Linked DNA regions of Homo sapiens: region 2 is linked to region 1. Evidence: read pairs that join two places in POLR2A ChIA-PET (ENCODE). Cell type or tissue: B cell. All regions are shown on one strand. Each heading gives the region's core, and the rest is flanking DNA. Links, peaks and the distances in the headings are about the cores only. Region 1 overlaps MPHOSPH9 (M-phase phosphoprotein 9). Region 2 overlaps CDK2AP1 (cyclin dependent kinase 2 associated protein 1).

What was found. Peaks named below come from ENCODE experiments on the same cell type or tissue, not always from the same donor. Only the 100,000 strongest peaks of a DNase experiment are listed, where the experiment ranks them.
Region 2: POLR2A ChIA-PET joins it to region 1 with 9 read pairs; 6 of 35 experiments call an interaction of 5 or more read pairs at or near these places.

The regions. Positions count from the first base shown.
Region 1 is chr12:123,171,679-123,177,045 of GRCh38, forward strand. MPHOSPH9 (M-phase phosphoprotein 9) reads right to left here. Exons shown (of 24, transcript NM_022782.4): 16 at 5,010-5,111. Among named protein-coding and RNA genes, the nearest start is that of PITPNM2, 23 kb to the left of the region's middle. RefSeq lists a silencer at 1,491-1,691. In B cell, for the core only: no CTCF peak of the experiment used is centred there; no DNase peak of the experiment used is centred there.
Region 2 is chr12:123,262,250-123,267,616 of GRCh38, forward strand. CDK2AP1 (cyclin dependent kinase 2 associated protein 1) reads right to left here. Exons shown (of 4, transcript NM_004642.4): 2 at 4,936-5,033; 3 at 2,947-3,073. Among named protein-coding and RNA genes, the nearest start is that of CDK2AP1, 6.9 kb to the right of the region's middle. RefSeq lists a silencer at 2,789-2,981. In B cell, for the core only: no CTCF peak of the experiment used is centred there; a DNase peak (open chromatin) is centred at 2,532.

The DNA of each region.
Region 1 (5,367 bases), core at 302-5,301:
GCAGAGGTTACAGTGAGCCGAGATTGTGCCACTGCACTCCAGCCTGGGTGACACAGCGAGACTCCATCTCAAAACAAACAAACAAACAAACAAAAAACATATATTATATATATATCTCAAGCACACATAGACATACAGGTAATATTCATGCCAACCATCCAGCTTTATAAATCTTGGTTATATATTCTTTAAATTAAGAGTAGAACACTATAAAGACAACTAAAGCCCCTGTGCACCTCTCCAATCTCATTCGTTCCCTCCCAAAAGCAACCATTTATACTAAATTTGTGTTCAGCATTCCCATGCACGTTTTCATACGTTTACTATGTTTGCATGAACCCATAAGAAATACAAAATTGCTTCACATGCTAAAGTCAATATAAATAGTATCCTATTTCTTCTGCAACTAGTTTTTTGTTGTTCCATATTATGTCCTTAAGATTAATCCACGTTGACCGTCTAGCTGAGGATCAGCAAATTCTCTCTGTAAAGGGCCAGAGAGTAAACACTTGAGGTTTTATGGGCCAGTGTCTGTTGCAACTACTCCACTTTGCTGTTGCACAAAAGCTGCCGTAGATGCTATGTAAGTGAATAAGCTTGTATTCCATGAAAATTGTATTTGTGGACACTAAAATTTGAATGTTATACAATTTTCTTTCTTTTTTTTTTTTTGAGACAGAGTCTCACTTTCTCACCCAGGCTGGAATGCAGTGGTGTAATCTTGGCTCACTGGAACCTCCGCCTTCCAGGTTCAAGCGATTCTCCTGCCTCAGCCTCCTGAGTAACTGGGACTACAGGCACATGCCACCATACCCAGCTAATTTTTGTATTTTTAATAGAGATGGGGTTTTGCCATGTTGGCCAGGCTGGTCTCGAACTCCTGACCTCAGGTGATCCACCTGCCTTGGCCTCCCAAAGTGCTGGGATTACAGGTGTGGGCCACCACGCCCAGTCCGTCATACAATTTTCATGTGTCATGAAATATTCTTTTTTCCCAAACATGTAAGAATGTAGAAACCATTCTTTACTCAGGGGCCTCACAAAAACAGGTAGTTCATGCCACATGTGGCCCCACAGGCTGGGGTCTGCCAACTCGGTCTCTGCCACCTGCATTGTCATGATGCAGTGTCATGCTTGAGTGTATGACAGTATTTTCCATATTCCAGCTGTTAGACTTTCAGGTTTTCATTCACTTTTTTTTTTTTTTTTTTTTTTTTTTTTGAGACAGAGCGGTGCTCTGTCACCCAGGCTGGAGTGCAGTGGTGCGATCTTGGCTCACTGCAACCTCCGCCTCCCAGGTTGAAGTGATTCCTCAGCCTCCCGAGTAGCTGGGATTACAGGCCTGCACCACTATGCCTGGCTTATTTTTGTATTTTTAGTAGAGATGGAGTTTCGCCATGTTGGCCAGGCTGGTCTCAAACTCCTGACCTCAAGTGATCCACCTGCCTTGGCCTCCCAAAGTGCTGGGATTAAAGGCGTGAGCCACCACGCCCAGCCTGCATTCACTCGAGTACCCTCTGAATGGGCTTCTACTGTTATCACTCTATCCAGACTGTTCACTAAGCATTAGCCTCCAGCTTGCAAAGACCTTGCAGTCTTCACCTTGATCTCTCAAGCAGCAATGTGAGATTATGACATATATTATACATCAGTTTTCATTCACAATTCCTGGCTCATAACTTTCATATCCCTTGTTGCAGTCAACAGAATCTCTAACCTTCTCCTGTCTTCCTTTTACCTTACCAGGGTAGGACTCTAATCTGATTATGGGTCATAAGACTCTTGTTCGAATCAGAGAGGGTCCTGCCTCATCCTCTGGGGGAAGGAATGCTGCACAAAGAGGCCAAGAAGGATCTGAACAGAAAGGCCTTGCTGGGTTTAGATCACATCCTTTCTGTCCAATCACATTTCAACACAGTCGTCCAAGCTTCAATCAGGCCTGTCCAATGAAACCTCCATAAAATGCCCAAAAGGACAGGGCTCCAGAGCTTCTGGAGAGCTGAACAAGAGCTCATCCACGCACTGAGGGGGCATCACACCCCAGCTCTACTGGGAAAGAAACTCCTGTGCTGGAGATCCTTCCAGACCTTACTCTGTATCTCTTCAACTGGTTGTTTATTTGTATCCTTTAAAATATCATCTGTAATAAGTTGGTAAACATGATTCTCTGAGTTCTATAAGCCACTCTGGCAAATTAATCAAACCCAAAGAGAGGGCTGTGGGAACCTCAACTTGAAGCCAGTTGGTTAGACGTTTTGGAGGCCTGGACTTGCAAATGGTGTCTGAAATGGGAAGTCTTGGGGACTGAGCCCTCAGCTTATGGGATCTGACCCTATCTCTGGGTAGATAGTATCAGAGATGAATGGGAGGCCACCCAGCTAGGTCCCATGAAGAACTGATTGCTCGCTTGCTGGTGAGGAGAAATGTCACACATTCTGGGTCACAAAAGTCTTCTGAGTCTATTTTTGTTGTGCTGGTGTGAGAGCACAGGGAAACACAAGTTGGGTTTTGCACTCAATACCGGTGGCTGCTTGTTTTCCTCTAGCTTTTTGGCAGCGCTTTCTCGGGTTCCTTTGCCAGCTCTCTCTATCCAACACCAGTGTCAGAGTTCTTGCCCCAGGCCTACTTCTCACTAAACACACTCAGTTTACATCCATTCTACAACTTTACGCACCATCTAGAAAGAGACGACTCCAATTTTTTTTTTTTTTTGAGACGGAGTCTTGCTCAGTTGCCCAGGCTGGAATGCAGTGGCGCGATCTTGGCTCCCTGCAAGCTCCGCCTCCCGGGTTCACGCCATTCTCCTGCCTCAGTCTCCTGAGTAGCTGGGACTACAGGCGCCCGCCACCACACCCGGCTAATTTTTTGTATTTTTAGTAGAGATGGGGTTTCACCATGTTAGCCAGGATGGTCTCGATCTCCTGACCTCGTGATCCGCCCATCTCGGCCTCCCAAAGTGCTGGGATTACAGGCGTGAGCCACCGCACCCGGCATGACTCCAAAATTTATCATACCATCCTAAAACCTTATTTTTGAGCTCCAAACTCATTTATAATTGCCTATTTGATTTCCACTTAGAATCGATATGAATCTCAAACAAAAATATTCAAGATGGAAATTCTGATCTCTTCCCTAAGTTCAACACATGAACTAGGTACCTTTAGTTGTTTGAGAGAGAAACCAAGGAATTATTCCAACACCTCCCTTTCTTACCTTGCCATCCAATTCACAACCATATCCTATAGATCCTACCTCTAGAATCTCTCCCGAAGAGTCTCTATTGTCTATTTCTGTGACCACCACCTAGCTAACACCACCTCTCTCCTAGCACTGCACCAGACTAACTAGTCTCCTGCTTCCATTCTTTCCTTCTCCATCTTCTCATGGCAGGTACATTAATAAAAATTAGATAACATCATTTTACCACATAAAAACCTTCAAAGGCTTCCCAATGGACTTAGGGCAAGATCTAACTTTTTTTTTTTTTTCTGAGACGGAGTCTTGCTCTGTCTCCCAGGCTGGAGTGCAGTGGCGCAATCTCGACTCACTGCAAGCTCCGCCTCCCGGGTTCACACCATTCTCCTGCCTCAGCCTCCGGAGTAGCTGGGACTACAGGCGCCAGCCACCGCGCCCGGCTAATTTTTTTTGTATTTTTTAGTAGAGACAGGGTTTCATCGTGTTAGCCAGGATGGTCTCGATCTCCTGACCTTGTGATCCGCCCGCCTCGGCCTCCCAAACTGCTGGGATTACAGGCGTGAGCCACGGCGCCCAGCCAAGATCCAACTCTTGATCACGGCTTAGAAAGCTATAAATGGTCAATCTCTGATTTCATCTAGGGCAACTTTGCCTCTTGCTGGAAATATTCAGGCCACACTAACCTCCCTTAGGCTCTTCAAATATGCTAAGCTCTTTCCTACCTGAGGACTTACCAAGGCAATTTCTCTGCATGGACCACCTCCCAGACACCCCACCCTGCCCACCCTCCCATCCCTCACCCCACACCTCCTGCTCCAGCAATTCTATGCACAGGTGACTCCTCTGCTTATGAGCCTCCTCTAAAGAAAGGCCTTCCCTGGTCCCCAACCCGAAGCTCTCTCTTTTATCTCTCTCAAATGTTCAATTTGTTACTTACATCTTTTCTTTAAAAAAAAAAAAAAAAAAAGAATTTCCTATGTTCTACTAAGATTAATTAACAAAGACCTAGAAAAATCTTCTCTTACAATTTATTTTATTTTATAGAGATGGGCTCTCGCCATGTTGCCCAGACTGGTCTCGAACTCCTGGACTCTAGCGATCCTCCCACCTTGGCTTTCCAAAATTCTGGAATTACAGACGTGAACCACTGTGCCCGGCCCTAGAAAAAGCTCCTCATTTGACAATTACAACTTGGGTCACAAATTACAATTTAAAATCATTTTTCTAATAAATGTCATTATAAAGTTATTATTTACTTATTAATATTCTTTATTTACACCCAAATCATAATAAAATTCAGATCTAATATAAAAATAATGTATTCTGTAAGGGTATCACCAAGACAATGTTGAGATTATAGCCAAGCTAATTCTGAAAGAACTAAAAAAACTAGAAAGAAAACCCATACAACCTAATGAAGATCCATCTTCATAGTTCCTTCCATTAACATAGGAATAAAATGTCTGAAATTTTAGGGCTAAAAGACCTTTTGAGATGTTCTAGCCCCTTGTCCTTATTTTTACAGATAAGAAAAATGAATTCCAAAAAAGGTAAGTGACTTGCCTAAGGTCACACAGCTGGGCAAAGAACAAAATACATTCCAAGGATCCCAATTTGATCCTAAGATATTTCCTCATTTTAGCAAATGCCTCTGCATAAGAGGGTTTACAATGTTCAGTAATTAATCTAACACATTTAAGTTCTGTAATGACATTTAACCCGGACTTTCTTATGATTTAGACAGATGAGTTTCTCGTCTTAATAAAAGCATGCACCTATTTCTAGCTTTATAGAGAGTAAATGAAATAACTTACTTGGCACGCGAGGGTCTCACGTGAATTCTAGAATTATGACGAAGGCTTAACATATTTTCATGTTCTACTTGCTTGACCTGAGCTTCAAGTTTTGAAATCATTCTAATTCAAAAGCAATAAAGATAAATTAAGTACATTTCAACAAATGTAAAATATAGCTCAACCACAGTTTATTTAACAGACCCTCCTAAAAAATGGGTGGTAAAAGAGTTGCAAGTCCATGGCCGGGAATGGTGGCTCACCCCTGTAATCCCAGCACTTTGGGAGGCGGAGGCAGGTGGATCACAAGGTCAAGAGATGGAGAACATCCTGGTCAATATGGTGAAACCCTGTCTCTACTAAAAATACAAAAATTAGC
Region 2 (5,367 bases), core at 82-5,081, 90 kb after region 1:
GGGACCCTGGGTCCACGGGGACAACCCCACAAGACTGCAGCTACCTTCTGCCCGATGAATCTTCCCCAGTCTTTTGTCTCTGTGGTTTGGTGCTTACCTTTTTTTTCTTTCTGCCTCTACTGAACTTCATGAAATATGATCTTTTAATAGACACTAAGGATTCTATTCCTTCTAATACATGACTCCCAGAGGCCACTGGGAATGACATCCCACATCATCACCTCACAAATCTTAGAAACTAACTCAGAGCCTTGGAGAATGTTTTCTGTGAGGACCAGACAGCAAATATTTTGAGCTTTGCAGGCTACAGTCTCTGACACAACTACTTCACTCAAATTTTTTTTGAGACAGCATCTTGCCCTGTCACCCAGGCTGGAGTGCAGTGGCACGATCACAGCTCACTGCAGCCTCAACCTGCCAGGATCAGGTGATCCTCCCACCTCAGCCTCCGGAGAAGCTGGGACTATAGGCACGCACCACCATGCCTGGCTGTTTTATCATTATTTGTAGAGATGGGAGTTTCACTATGTTGCTCCTGGCTTTAGCCTCCCAAACTGCTGGATTACAGGCATGCACCATCACACCTGGACCCACAAACCTTTATTTATGAACACTTAAGTCTGAATTTCAGATAACTTTCACACGTCCCAAAATCATTTTTTTTTTCAACCATTAAGAACCATGCCTGTCGCGGTGGCTCACACCTGTAATCCCAGCACTTTCGGAGGCCGGGGCGGGTTGCCCACTTGAGGTCAGGAGTTTGAGACCAGCCTGGCCAACATGGTACAACCCCATCTCTACTAAAAATACAAAAATTAGATGGGCGTGGTGGTGGGCGCCTATAATCCCAGCTACTCGGGAGGCTGAGGCAGAACTGCTTGAACCCGGGAGGCGGAGGTTGCAGTGAGCCGAGATCGCGCCACTGCACTCCAGCCTGGGTGATAGAGCGAGACTCTGTCTCAAAAAAAAAAAAAAAACAAAAAAAAACCACTATTCTTGGCTCCTGGCTCTTGGGCTGTAGTTGCCAACCTACCTACAATGCTCCTAGCTCCTAACTCCCTGACCCCTCTATGACGTGTTTTCACCCTGCTGTGACATGAGCTTGGTAAGCTTGGGCTTGGCTGTTGGCCAAGGGGTAGCACTAGGTCTTCCTTGTTACTAAAAGACTGGCAGTTTGTACGCATTTGCTGACTTGAACCAGTGCCTTTTCTGGGTGACTGCAAATTACCTGTTGGACTCTGGGACCCAGCATCTTCCCAGGAATTTCCATTCAGGTAAGCAGCACCCCAGCTACCGGAGAGCAGCCCTGGGACCACCCAACTCTCCAGGCGAGACCAGGGTTGGGCTCTGCATCCCTTCCCCCAGGCCCTCTTCAATCACATCCTCTAACCCTGGTAGTCCCAACCTAGCTTTGAGACCCGTCAACCTCTTCACAAAGGTTTCATAAACTCCAGAGCAACCCCGCTCCTGGCAGCAGCCTGTCCTCAACTGGCCCTCGTGTCACTGGGGCATAACTTCAACTACAGCCCCCATTTATGCTACAGATTTACAACCAAAGAAAGTTCCTCTCCCAGGCCGGGCACGGTGGCTCAACGCCTGTAATCCCAGCACTTTGGGAGGCCAAGGCGGGAGGATCACAAGGTCAAGAAATCGAAACCATCCTGGCCAACCAACATGGCGAAACCTGGTCTCTACTAAAAATACAAAAATTAGCTGGGTATAGTGGCGCACGCCTGTAGTCCCAACTACTCGGGAGGCTTGAGGCAGGAAAATTGTTTGAACCCGGGAGGCGGAGGTTGCAGTGGGCCGAGATCGTGCCACTGCACTCCAGCCCAGGTGACAGAGCTAGACTCCATCTCAAAAAAAAAAAAAAGAATGTTCCTCTCCCAGGTTGCTTCTCCAGCCTTTTTAAGAACCCCAAGTCCCAGGCCGGGCGTGGTGGCTCACGCCTGTAATGCCAGCACTTTGGGAGGCCAAGGCAGGTGGATCACCTGAGGTTGGGAGTTCAAGACCAGGCTGACCAACTTGGAGAAACCCTGTCTCTACTAAAAATACAAAAAATTAGACAGGTGTGGTGGCACATGCCTGTAATCCCAGCTACTTGGGAGGCTGAGGCAGGAGAATCGCTTGAACCCAGGAGGCGGAGGTTGCGGTGAGCCGAGATTGCACCACTGCACTCCAGCCTGGGCAACAAGAGTAAAACTCCGTCTCCCAAAAAAAAAAAAAAAAAAAAAAAAAAAAAGAGCCCCAAGTCTCCCCTCATCTTGAATGCGTTCATGGGCTATGGCTCTGCTGCACTGTCGCCTTCTAAAATAGAAATCCTGTCCTACCTCCACTCCCCTTTTATTTCAGAAGGTAGCAACCTATTTAACGTCCTTTCGAAATCAGACGGACAGTCACACCTTAACACGAGTCCCTTGTGCTCTGTCATCTCCTGCCTGCCCTCCCTCTCCAACCATTAAAGAACAAAGTGCTCTCAGCCTCCCTCCCCAGACCCTAGCACAGACCCACACACTTCCTTGGGTCTCCCTCCAAAGAGGTGACAGCAGAGGGCAGTGCAGGCACCGATGAACCCTGAGCTTGGCTTCCCTAGGACCAGTGTCGGCCCACAGGAGCAGACCAGGCAGGGTCGGGGGCAGGGGGCACTTCGAACACACCCTTGAAAGCCAGCAGACCCCCTGGCAGCACACAGGGTAAGAAGGGCTCCCTGCCTGGGCTGCCCTTCCCAGAAGACCCCTCTGAAGACATCCAGCCCCCCAGGCCCCTCGCTACCAGACCCATCGCCTGCCTGAGGCCTCCACCACAGACGGCAACTCTGTAACAAGACAGGAGCTCCCATGAGTGAGCCTCATCCCTAGCCCACCTTCCCACATTTTCCCCAAAAGTCTTTCCAGAGTTAAAGGTCTAGCACTGTGGTCACCGACAGGGCAGCGGGGCCGGGCTTACCGCGCTTCAGCCTCTCCATGGCACTCTTGCTCCCTGCGTACGTGGGTCTGATCTCCTTCCCCAGCTCTTCAATGATGGCCAGCAGCTCCGCGTATTTGCTTTGGGGCACCTGGCTGTTCCCAGTTCCCTAGAATCAGAAAGAAATGGGTTCAGCAAAATCAGCCGGGCGTGGTGGTGCGTGCCTGTAGTCCCAGTTACTCAGGAGGCTGAGGCAGGAGAACTGCTTGGACCCAGGAGGTGGAAGTTGCAGTGAGCCAAGATCACTCCACTGCACTCCAGCCTGGGCAACAGAGCGAGACTCCATCTCGGGGGAAAAAAAAAAAAAAGGGTTCAGCAGCCTGACCCCAAGGCCACAGGCAGGTGGGTGGAGAGGGCCCCGGGCCGGTCAGGATAGGGAACGCAGCCCAGCCTCAGACTTCTGGGGCAGCCACCTCAGCTGGGCCAAGGCACGTCCCATTCTAGGGGACAACTACAAGTTAGGGAGATGGTCCTCACCCTCCTATCCTCACACACTCAGGGAGGCCACCCAGTCGTCTCCAGGAAGCAACTTTATTATCTCCAATGAACAAAACAGGGGAAACAGCTCATTTTGGCACAAAAGAGTCCAAACAGCATTTCCCAGGATGCAGATGGATGGGAGGGCACATCCCAGGTGCCAAGCCTCCAAGCCAGTGGGGAGACAAGAGGCCACACCTGGGCCACCAGGACCACAGCGATCCGCCATGGCCCAGCCAGAGCCTGGAATGCATTCCCTTCTCTCATCCTCCCACCAACAGGGCCCAACCCCCAGAAAACCTTTCCTCCCACCACCACTGGGAGCCCCACAGCAAGCACCCGGATCAGCGAGGCTGGGCTTCCGGCAAGCCCACAAGCCCGCAAGCCCACAAGCCCAGGCTACCTCCCCTTGGCCACCTCCTCCCATAGACACGCCAGCTCCCTGGGCGAGGTCCTTGCCTCCCCCCTCCTCCACCACCGCCTCTGTCCCCTGGCCTCGCGCTCTGTCCTGTCCTCGTCCTGCTCCGGCTGCTCTGCCTCCCCACGGCACTGCCTCCAGGCCTCACGGGCCTCCCGCCTGTCCTGGCGCCGCCGTCGCATGGCCAGAACGTGGCACTGCCAACTCCCGGCTGCCCCTCTGCCTGGCCTCCCACAGCCACCGCTTCTTCAGCCGGTCCCGCTCACAGGCCCACACCTGCTTCTCCTCCTGGGGCAGGGCAGCCTGGTGGGGCATGGCCGGGGAGCCGCCCACTTGGCGAGGAACAGGCTCCATAGCGACCTCAGAACACTGGTGCTGGGGCCCAGCCAGGGAGAGCATCTTCCCGCTGGGACCTTCCCCGGGGCGGCTCATCCCTTGGAGATGTAGGGTGCAGCTGAGATGGTGGCGGCCCCATTCCTGCTGTTCGCCAGCCTGGGCTGGGGGTACTAGGATCACCCTTGGGCTGATGAGGAGCCCGGGTCTTGGGCAGTTACCAAGTGGGGGGTCACAGTCTGGAAAGTGGTGGAACCAGGGAGCGGCCTCGCCCAGGCCACACTCTCAAATACTGGCCCTCGACAAAAGGCAGCTGGGCTCTCAAGACAGGGCCACCTCCTCTCTGCTGGGCCCGCGCCCGTGGAGAGCAAGTGGGAACTGACCCTATCTTCTGTCCCAGCTTGGAGAGCCAGCATCAAGGTCAGGCCTCACTTGCCCAAGAAAGAGGAGTGAGGAGGCCCACTGGAGGAACGCGTGGGGTGGGAGCCTCAGCACAGCTTGGGCTGCTGCCCCTTCCTGGTGCTCTCCTGTCCCCTCCACCTCACACGTCCCCGCGAAGCACAGTCCCCAGTGCCCTCCACTCTGATGTGTTCTGAGCAGGAGCGCAGCCAGGGCCTTGGGCTGAGAAAGCTCCGTCCCATCCTTTCTGCTCCTTCGTCTCTTCCACCAACTTCTCTCCTCTGATGGTGGGAAGCATGTCTCCCCCTGGCCCTCCCACCATGCCATCACCCCCATTGACATACCTGGGTGTAGCCTAGGGACGGTGGCCCGTAGTCACTGAGCAGCTGGCGGTACTGTGAAGACGTTGCCATGCTGGTGGAAGGCGAGTGGACACTCCCAGCTGTGGGGTGGGGAGAGAGAGGCCAGGAGTCAGCTCAGCCAGTTGTACCAAGGCAAGGACTCCGGGTCCTGCAACAGCCCTTGCCCAGGACCCACACCACCAACTGTAGCAGGATGGAGAACCCTGCTCTCCACCTCCGGTTTGACCAGCATATAAGATGGATAATGAAATGTAGCTACAAGGCACCTGACCATCCCCAGCTCTGCAGCAGCCGCTGGTCCTCACAGAGCTCCATCCCATCCAACCAGAACCTTCCAAGCAGCAGGGCTGCTCCCAAAGATAAAATTATTGCCACTCCTGGCCTGAACTCTGCCCATCCCCTCTCCCTGTGTCC